Linked DNA regions of Homo sapiens: region 2 is linked to region 1. Evidence: read pairs that join two places in POLR2A ChIA-PET (ENCODE). Cell type or tissue: CD4-positive, alpha-beta T cell. All regions are shown on one strand. Each heading gives the region's core, and the rest is flanking DNA. Links, peaks and the distances in the headings are about the cores only. Region 1 overlaps IPCEF1 (interaction protein for cytohesin exchange factors 1). Region 2 overlaps IPCEF1 (interaction protein for cytohesin exchange factors 1).

Region 1 (5,381 bases), core at 277-5,276:
AGAGGATATACCTATATGTTTTATTTTTTATTTATTTATTTGTTTTTTGAGACGGAGTCTTCCTCTGTCACCCAGACTGGAGTGCAGTGGCATGATCTCGGCTCACTGCAAGCTCTGCCTCCCAGGTTCATGCCATTCTCCTGCCTCAGCCTCCCGGGTAGCTGGGACTAGAGGTGCCCGCCACCATGCCCGGCTAATTTTTTTGTATATTTAGTAGAGACGGGGTTTCACCATGTTAGCCAGGATGGTCTCGATCTCCTGACCTCGTGATCTGCCCGCCTCGGCCTCCCAAAGTGCTAGGATTACAGGCGTGAGCCACCGTGCCCGGCCATACCTATATGTTTTAAATGGAAACTACTGACCAGCTAAGACTCAGCCCTGTTCTGGACGTTCTGACATAAAAAATTGACTCTTAGTTCTCTATATGAAACAGAGACTAGACAATAGGTATCTAATATTACTAAATTATTTTTTGTAAATTTACAAAGAAAGCAGACAAGTTTACAAAGCTTGTATTTTACTGATTTACTTTCAGACCCATTGTTGACTATAAACACTAATTTTTTATGTGTTTGTGCTTTTCCTCCTTCAAGTGCTTTTAAGATCAGCCATCCACAGATCAAGACCTTTTATTTTGCAGCTGAGAATGTGCAGGAAATGAACGTGTAAGTAGAGGAAACTGGTAAACCCCATCCTTAATGGGAATATACTTAACTTTAGCCTGGTACTGGAATTCTAATCATATGTCCATATCAATTATTATTTTATTTCTGTTACTTTAAGGATTAATTTATTTAGCAGTTACAATGCCTTCGTGCTTTCTTCTCTAGTATTTGGAAACGGTTTGGAGAATTACATGTATCAAAGTGGCTATTTCGGGGAACCACTAAGTTGAAAAAGGAGTGGACAGAAGTCATTAAAAGAACATGTTAAAAGGAGAATCAGCATCACAAGGAGAGAGGCTTGAAAGTATTATGTAACTGATCTTGCAGCTTTCGGAATTCTACATGCAAAATATTGCTATAGCGTTTAATATATGCTGTGTGATTATCGTGATGATTCACGTATTTATCACCTCTCCATGTATTGTCCTGAACATATTGCAAAACGCCTTTGCTCGGAGTACATCAAACTTAAAATTGTAGATCCCTAGCTCCATTTCCAGGGTGGTCTGTGAAAATAAGTGGGCTGTGTGCAGAGTACAACCTGCCCTACACCATTCCTAATGGTTTAGAGTCAGGTGTGATCACAATAGCTGTTATTTATTTATTTATTTATTTTTGAGACAGTCTTGTTCTGTTGCCCAGGCTGGAGTGCAGTGGTGCGATCTCGGCTCACTGCAACCTCTGCATCCTGAGTTCGAATGATTCTCCTGCATCAGCCTCCCAAGTTACAGGCGTGCACCACCATGCCCAGCTAATTTTTTGTGTTTCTTGTGGGTTTCACCATGTTGGCCAGGCTGGTCTCGAACTCCTGACCTCAAGTGATCCACCCACCTCGGCCTCTCAAAGTGCTGGAACTAAGGCGTAAGCCACCGCACCTGGTCAACAATGGCTGTTTGAATCAGGCTGTATTTGAGGTGCTGATTGGAGATATCAGAGGGCATTCTCTTTGATTTAGCCCTATTCTCAGAATTCTTAGTGTCTCTTATTATTTCACATGACCAATTGAAAATATGTTAATGGAACGCCTACCACATGCCCCATTGCAGCAGATGGTGGGCAATGGCAATGAAAAACCCACACATAATTCCTCCATTCACAGAGCTTACGCTTAACCTGTTTTACTTATAATGATTTCCTTACCTATCTGCCCTATGTAGTTCTCATTGCTCTCTTGCTCTAGAAACATGAAGAAAAAAAGCAACTGCCTTTCACCAAACATGTGCATGGACACACACACACACACACACACACACACACACACACACACACACTCCTTACAGGTATCCGCTCAGCTCTGTCCAGCTAGAAGGACTCTCATCTGTCCCCTATCCTCACCTCCCCAGCATCACCCTCCAGATGAGGACAGAATGGCTTTGTACTGTAGAAAGTCGGGAAGCTCTGTGTTAGAAATAACAAGGCAAGGAACGGACAGTTGAGTCTTCCAAACAAAGCTTTGATTTACTTGGACAAAGAGAGAAGTTGTTTCTATCCTTTTTCTAGTTTTAGCTTTTTTTTATCCCCTTGGTTTTCTTAAGCATCTGAGAAAAATAAGAACAGATACACGAATGGAGAGGATGTTAAAATCTCCACATCAAAGATCTTTACTTATTTTTTTTTTATTTGCATCAGTTGCTAAATCCTGTTGGTTAGCAAAGCCCTTGCTGTGTAAGTGGGATGTGGAAGGCACAAGGTCTCGCCCGCTAGCACTTGGAGCCCTGTGATAGTGAGGTCAGTCCGCCGCTGAGCCTCAGTTCATCCCAAATGGTCTTTTCTGGTCTTGAATGGTGGTGAAACAGTGCTGCCCGCCTCTCCCCTGCCCAATACCTCCTGCTGTCCTGGCTTTTCTTTAAAAGTGCCTTGTAGCTCCAGCTTCCATCCTTGGCCCGTCCTTCCCACTCATTCTGTGGCTGATTCCTTGCAAGTAGTTTTCCTCTCTCCAGCAAGAGGTGAGTGAGACAGAGTAGCAGAGAAACAATTGCTTCTCAGTGCTTTGTTTGTTACCTAGTGAATTTCTCCTCCTACACAGTAAGGTGCATTTTTAAACCGATGAAAGTGTGAGACCCTTCCATGTTTATCTGAATCCGTTGTATTTCATGCACGTTTGCTCTGTAAATCCCAGATCCCCCTCCTCACCGCCCCAGTGTTTATTTACATTTCCAGTTTATTTATCTTCCAATTTTATGTTCTCCCTTTGCAGAAACCTATCTAATGGTAAGTAGAGTTGCATGGGTAGATATGATATAAATACTTCATCCTGTTGGCTGTGAAATCAAAGTCTTTCACAGTTATCAACGTCAAGATCTTACCGCCTATCTATGCTATGAAGATCTGTTCATTTTACTTGAAATTCTTTTGGGGGTTATCTTTCCAGCTTACAAAGAAGATGCAAATTGAAATTTGAACTTAAGGTGTCTGGACCCCATGTTTTTGAATCTGTCAGTGACCTTTAGACTTGAAAATTGTCCATCCGGCTAAATGGTCCATTTTGTCTGGGCCTGAAATTTATAATAACTTCTCATGTTTATAATATCATTATAGAGTTTCATTATTCTAAAAATGACTTTTCTAGTAGCCAACAATGCAACTTCTCCCTTCTCCCACAAGATTATGCAGATGATAGAGATTTACTTTGCAATAACACATGAAGAACTTCCCTTCTTACTGATGCAGCCGGTTTAAGCCAGGAAATAATGTATCTGGGTATTACTTGGTAAGATGAGAGGTGTGGGGGAGGGAGTGGGTAGCGTTTGCAGTGATGAGTCCTTGTTTTAGAAGTTCCTCTCCCTGGGCAACTGCATTTCTGGATAGTGACATTTCTCTCAGGGACGATGAAGGGAAATGTAATTAAGTTTAGTAGAAACTCCGCATGTTCTGTAGTGAGTCTCAATTTAAAAGTACAGGGGTAAGTAATTAAGGGTAATGAAAGAGTTCGTTTCTCAGCAAAGACGGGAGCTGCCTTTCTCAGACACTGTGGGAAGAATGCTCTTGTTTTGTACATCAATTTCTTAAAACTTGTTCTCCTCCAACACACACATTCACGTCAAGTTAATATACAACAAACTCCCAGGAAACATCTGTCATTTTCTTTTATGTAAATATAAGTCCTTTAGTGCATCCATCTACTTAGCCACAGATAGATGTTTTCCTGCTGCCATGATGTTTTAAAAAAAGTTCTTAGCAAAGAAGGTACTCTAAGCCAGTGGATCCTAGAAAGAAAACAGTCAAACAAGATTCTAAACATCACCAGTTTTTCACAGCAAGTAACTAATGGTTGTAATGAAAAGGTTACAAGTTTTGGGTAAGGGCTGAGAGAAATATTTTCTTTATTGTCAACAGTCTTCTATTTTGCTCTATTTCCATGTTTGGGAGAGGAGCTTAGAAATGCCTTTTCTTGTTTCAGACACTCAAGTGAAAACAATTTTTTTGTCTCTTTAAAAAAATATTTTCCCTATTTCACTTTTAGATGCTTTTTTGAGGGAGAATAAACTTATACAATTATGAACTAAGGTATAAGCTAAAAATTGTTATTGTGGTATTTTAAAAAGTGAACCATGAAATTGTTATGTTTTGCCTGGTCAATTTTAAAAAATGAACTTTTAAATGCTTATTTTAGTTAATAATACATAAAACGTATTCGTGTCAGACAAAGCAAAAGATTTCCTATATCCTCACCTCACTTTCTAATTCAACTACCCTCCCTAGGGCTAACCACTTTTTTTGTGTGTGTGTGCGCTTTCATTTGCATTTATTTTATGCTGAATCGATGCTCGTGCCATGAGCTTTTGTTTCTTCAGTTTCTTATGGGACACTTTTTTTTTTTTTTCTCCATGCAGCCACCTCTTGTGGTTTAGGAACAATTTCTTCCTTTCCAGCGAGGATCATCTCCATGTGGCAGAGGGAGCTCATATATATAAATTCATCTGACCATGAGCTCTGAAAGTACAGTGGCCCATCTTGGGTGTTTCATTCACCTGGATGTGCTTAGTGACCAGAGAATCTACATCTAAACCCTTGAATTCAGCATCACTCTCTGCACTTTTAAACATGTGCAGGAAAAATGCAGCATTCTTGTTGGGCCACCAGCCCTGTGTCCAGCCCCACTGTTTGGCCTGTGCATACCTACCAACTCCACCCTTGGAAGGCTGGAATGGTACACGTTGTTTCCGTAAAGTGACATCTTTCAGATAACTTGGTGGCTTTTCATATATGCATACCTTTGATAGCCTAGGGAATTTCACAGGTGTTCTTAAAGTGAACACAAAGATTTGAACCTCTTGGTTTGCATGGTTTTATGGGGTTTTTTGGGTCAGGTGAATAGCAAACCATTTTCACAGATCACCTGAGGCCACTTAGGGGAAGAAGAGGTTACCCTCCTCTTTTGTTTTTTTTGAGACAGAGTCTCACTCTGTCGCCCAGGCTGGAGTGCAGTAGTGCAATCTCAACTCACTGCAACCTCTGCCTCCTGGGTTCAAGCGATTCTCCTGCCTCAGCCTCCCAAGTAGCTGGGATTATAGGCGTGTGCCACCACGCCTGGCTAATTTTTGTATTTTTGGTAAAGACAGGGTTTCACCATGTTGGTCAGGCTGGTCTCCAACTCCTGACCTCATGATCCACCTGCCTTGGCCTCCCAAAGTGCTGGGATTACAGGTGTGAGCCACTGTGCCCGGCCATCACTTTAAACAGTAAAATTATATTCTTCCTGACACTTTTCTATGC
Region 2 (5,381 bases), core at 203-5,202, 57 kb after region 1:
GGGTGCGGGTCCTTCTGTGACCCTGGTAGTAGTGGTATGGAAGTGTTTATTTTGTGATAATTCTTTAAGCACAATTTTTCTATTTGTGCACTTTTCTCTGAGTATGATATATTGCACAGAGAATATATCATACACAGAGGAAATGTTTATGTTTTAAAAGCTCCAAAGTAGGAGTGTAGACAAGCAAAGACAACAGAGTTTCATGCAGAAACAAGGAAACTGTTTTAACAATAATGTTTATATTTGCCGCAGGTGCATTCCGTAAATAAGAAAAATCCCTGCACTGGGATAGTACTGGAATGAATGCACTTCAGGGAAATTCTTCTAGGAAGTTGAGCAAACTTCCAAGTTGAACTTGAGCAAAAGTTGATCGTATTATGTTGTACACTAAATACAGATATTTAGGAATTTCTAACAGCTCATCATTCACTGACTTTTGGCTAAGTCTGCTTTTATTTTAAAATAAGTTATTAATGGAATGATTAATGGGTCCAACTGAAACTCTCTCTGAGTTACTCTGACCTATGTCACAAGAGCGGTGAACCCTTTCTTCCCGTAGCTACTCTGGTGGAACACATTTCCAATGCTTAGGTCTTGAGTCGAGCCACACACTGACTATTTGGAGTAAAAACTGAAAGTACAGCATTCTCTCTTTCATGGTATTTTTGGAATCCCTGCCAAACCTTGCTTGCCTGCCAGAAAGCAGAGCGGATGTTGTGAAAGTAGTTCAAAGCCCTCCAAAAGCCTCATGCGCCATCCAGGAGAAGCTGGGCTGCTGGATGAGGCCCAGCCCCAGGATGCCTGGTGTAGGAAGGAGCTTGGAAGGTTCTGTTGTTTCATTAATTTCCTTCTTCTGTATTATTGTCTACATTTTTTTCTTTCATCCATAGAAGAACTAACACAGATTTGAGCCAAATGGTAAAAAATTTGAACTACTTAGAGCCAAAAGCCATATGAGAAGTGTCAGCTTAATGCCCAAAGTTGAAGAGACCCTGTTCTAAAAATTTTATTAGCTATAAAGAGGGGTTAATTCATGTATGCAAAGTCAGTTTCCCCAATTTTTATTAATTTTCAAAGATCTTATTTAATTTTTTAATATGAAAAATTAGGATCTTCCTTTGAAGTAGATGTCTAAATTTCTTTAGAACAAAATAAAACTCTTTAAATAACTTTACATTAATAGCAGTATGGTGATATCAGAGGAAGAAAGCTTTTGTTGTTGTTGTTGTTTTGGAAAAGTTGTTTTGGAAGCATAGATATTGAAAACTCAGAAAGAAGAAATATGCTCTTTTGGCCCTGCCTAACTTTCTATAAACAATCCCTCTGCTTTCCTACTGCACTGTTTTTTCTCCATTTTGGAAGGAAGGATTCCTATCTTTATCCATCTATATGTCTATCTTCTATCTATCTATCTATCTATTAATATCTATCTATCCAGCTATTGATCTATGAATCTATGTCTAGTTTTTTTGTTTAATGGAAAGGATTTCCTCAGACTCCAAATAGGGTTCAGAATGCAAAAGAGAATAAAAAGCAAATTGGTAATTCATTTATTCATTTATTTCTTATTTTATATATTCATTTTTTCAACAAGTATTCAACGAATGTCTACATGTGTAAACAGTCTACATGTGCAGTCATTCTTTCAGGCACTTGGGGCTATAGCACTGGGCATGTCAGATAAAAAGGCCTGCCTTCCGGAAGCTTATGTTTTAGTAGGAGAATAAACAAACATAATTGACTATTAAATGTATAATATGATAAGTGATGATAGATTTGATAAAGAATAGAAAAGGGGATAGAACATGTTGAGGAATTGATATTTAATTAGGAAGGACATGAAAGGCCTCTTTGAAAGACATAATTTGTGTAAAATCTGAAAAAGGAAAGGGAATGAGGCTTGAGGTTCTCTGAGGCCGAATATTTCAGGCAAAAGGAACAAAAACACAAACACCTTGGGGCGGGAGTGTGCCTAGGGCATTTAAGGAAGAGCAAGGAGGTCAAGGTAGCTGTAATGTAGTGGGGATGGAGCATGGGGAGTGCAGCAGTGGGCTGGAGGGGCAGCAGGGACTCGAGCCATTGAGGATCTCATTGCCATTGCAAACACCAGCTTCTGCTCGGAGTAAGACAGTGACCCTCTGGAAGGTTCTGAACAGAAGGATGGCATGCTTTGTGTCATGTCTGAAGGTAGAACCATCAGCCTTTGCTGGTGGATTGGGTGTGGTAGAAGGAGTCAAGAATGACTCCAGTGTTTGCTCTGAGCAACTGGAAAGACGGAGTTACCATTAAGTGCTTTGTGGAAGACTACGGTAGGAACCGGGTTTGGTGTGCATTGGAAGTTGGTGGGGTGGGGATGTAGAGAATAAGAGGAACTTATCTTTAGATATGTTATTTTTGAGATGCCTCTTAGGGGTTGATGTGGAACTGCTGAAGAGGAAGTTTAGACAAATGATGATGGAGTCCAGGGAAGAAGTAAGGAGAGATATAAACTTGGGACCCTCAGCACATAGGAGAGTGGGAGAGATTTCTTGTGATTACCAACAGCATGAACATAGATAGAGCAGAGAACAGGATACAAGCTGGGGCTTTAGAACACTCCAGTGAGAAGAGGTGGCGTGACAAGGAGGAATCAGCAACTAAGGTGGGAGTAAGTAGCAATTGTGGTACAAGAAAAATCAGGAGAATGTATCATAGGAGCACAACAATGAAACTGTTCAAGAAGGAGGAGTAGTCAATTGTTTTAGGTGCTGCTGATAAATAAGTTGAAGATGGATCATTGGTTTAACATTGATTTAATGGTTTATTGGATTTAACAACATGGAGGTCACTGATGGTCTTCACAAGAGCAGTTTTGGTGAATGGTGGGGGCCAAACCCTGATGGGACTGAATCTATGCAGAATGGGCCACTGGAGACAGGAAAAAGTAGAGCATTAGCTGGACAGGGATTTGGGGGCAGAGAGGAATTTTAACATGCAAGAAATAACAGCAAACATGTGTACCAGTGAGACTGCTGGAGGGGATCTGGAAAGTTGGTGAGTCAGAGGAGAGAACAGAATTGCTGGGATGAATTTCTTGAGTAGGAGAGCGGGGGCCATTGTGCCCAAGTGGAGGGATTGGCCTTTACTAGGAGCACAGATGCTCCATCTCTGTGAACAGGGCAGAAGGCAGCATAGATTTGCATCCATGTAGTTCGTGGGCAATAGGAACTTGGGAGAAGTGCTCTTCTGATGGCTTCCATTTCCTCAACAAAGAGATAGCAAGGCCATCAGCTGCGAGTGAGGATGAGAGAGGGGGTTTGAGATGAGAAGAGTTTTGAAATAGTCATTTGGGAGACTGCCAGAAAAAGGATGTGAAAATGTGATGACTGGAGAGTAGTGAAAATCCACTTACTGGCAGTGGTTGTGAAGTTTTAGTTTCACACATGCTGTCCTGGGGATAGTCAAAAAGAGTAGTTCAATCACATGCATGAATTGAATGTCTACATGGCACTTGGCATTGCGTTAGGTGCAGGGAATACAGGGATGAAGGAAATGTTTCTTGTCATCTTCTTTAAGCTTTAGAAGAGGGGCCATGACTTACCCGTAAATACCTAAATGTACCTCGGTAAGTTCTCAGAGGGCATCATTGGAAGGCATGAGAACATAAAAACTTAAAAGCTTATCAGTCCAATTTTGGGAGTGCAGGGAAGGTTTCCTGGACAATGTGATGCCTCAAGTATAGATTTACGGGTTTTGAAAAATTGGGTAGGCCAGGTGCAGTGGCTCACGCCTGTAATCCCAGCACTTTGGGAGGCTGAGGTGGGTGTATCACTTGAGGTTTAAGGAGTTTGAGACCAGCTTGGTCAACATGGCGAAACCCCATCTCTACTAAAAATAGAAAAATTAGCCAGGCATGGTGGTGCATGCCTGTAATCCCAGCTACTTGGGAGGTTGATGCAGGAGAATCGCTTGAACCTGGGAGGCAGAGCTTGCAGTGAGCTGAGATTGGGCCACTGCACTCCAGCCTGGGCAACAGAGTGACTCTGTCTCAAAAAAAAAAAAAAATGAAAAGAAAAGAAAAAAATTGGGTAAAGAAAGACTGGAAAGTGTTCTGTGTAAAAGAAACTCTAGAAATTAGAGTTTATGAGGTGAAGAAAGGCAAGGAAGATTCTTCATGTGGCACAACAACACGGAGGTGTGAGCTAGTGTTGTGTGGGTGAGAAAATGCATGCCAGTACATTAGACTGGGAAGTCAAAAGGAAGCAGAGTATCAACAAATGGTGCCAGTGCAGGTGAGGAGCCTTGGGTGTAAGGGGATCCATGAGGGGGACTCGGCATTTACATGCATCCCTGCTCTGCTAAGTGGAGGTGGAGTTGAAGTGGGCATTGGAGGCAGTGGTCTCGCTCAGGAGGCTGTGGCAGCAGATCAAACGTGATATATTGAACTGGATATCCAACCTTAGGATTATGGTCATGGGATGGAGAAAACAGGCATAGATTTGAGATACAATTGTCAGGGCTGAATATTTGTTTTTAATATGGAGGATGAACATCTTATTTATACTCCATTCCTTGTCTATAGAAAACTCTAACCTGAGCTAGACATTTCAGAAATGTGTGCCATTGGTTACAGAGGAGGCAGAATGGAATAGCACCAATAGGTTGTTTATTAGCATTATTGGAATACATACTGTTTTGATGGAAGGTTAGTAGCCTCTTCTTTGACTGAAAAGATAATCTGTGTATTTATTCTGTATTAAATAAATGTGATTTATTAAAAATAAAGATAATTTAATAAAATCTTAAAAGACATATTTTATGTTGCCATATGTCCTAGGTAAAGTGTTACGTTCCAATTTTACTTAGTGAAGTTTGGATTGTCAATAAAATGCTAATACCTACAATGGTAAGTTTTAGGAGGCATGATTCCCACACCAAGGTAGAATTGTTACTGTGGTGTGGAATAATGGATTGATCAGGGAAAGGCAACATAGAAGATCTTTGCTATATGTCTAGCTCTTCCACTAACTCTTGGGTAGGATACTTCACTTCTTTGCGGCTAGCGTATGCAAACAAATGTCGTATTTCTTAAGCTTAATGCTGGAATTAGAACATTAACGTGCAAAAATGCTTTGGTAATTTTATGTATATGTGTACTTGTAAAAGAGTTGGTAAAGATGGTTTATGTAAATTAAGACACTCTCAACATACCCCCTTCCCCTTTTTTTCTACTCACACAGTGTAAAGAACATGATCTGGCCATGATTAACCAGTTGCTGGATGACCCGAAGCTGACAGCCAGGAAATACAGAGAGTGGAAAGTCATGAACACCCTGCTGATCCAGGACATCTATCAGCAGCAGCGGGCTTCGCCTGCCCCTGATGACACTGATGACACCCCC

Evidence for each region. Peaks named below come from ENCODE experiments on the same cell type or tissue, not always from the same donor. Only the 100,000 strongest peaks of a DNase experiment are listed, where the experiment ranks them.
Region 2: POLR2A ChIA-PET joins it to region 1 with 7 read pairs; 4 of 35 experiments call an interaction of 5 or more read pairs at or near these places.

The regions. Positions count from the first base shown.
Region 1 is chr6:154,216,541-154,221,921 of GRCh38, reverse strand. It overlaps IPCEF1 (interaction protein for cytohesin exchange factors 1), which reads left to right. Exons shown (of 12, transcript NM_001130700.2): 7 at 594-665. It also overlaps a transcript of OPRM1 not described here and the pseudogene RPL17P24. Among named protein-coding and RNA genes, the nearest start is that of IPCEF1, 140 kb to the left of the region's middle. In CD4-positive, alpha-beta T cell, for the core only: no CTCF peak of the experiment used is centred there; no DNase peak of the experiment used is centred there.
Region 2 is chr6:154,159,879-154,165,259 of GRCh38, reverse strand. It overlaps IPCEF1 (interaction protein for cytohesin exchange factors 1), which reads left to right. Exons shown (of 12, transcript NM_001130700.2): 12 at 5,220-5,381. It also overlaps a transcript of OPRM1 not described here. Among named protein-coding and RNA genes, the nearest start is that of OPRM1, 120 kb to the right of the region's middle. In CD4-positive, alpha-beta T cell, for the core only: no CTCF peak of the experiment used is centred there; no DNase peak of the experiment used is centred there; H3K27ac peaks cover 352 bases.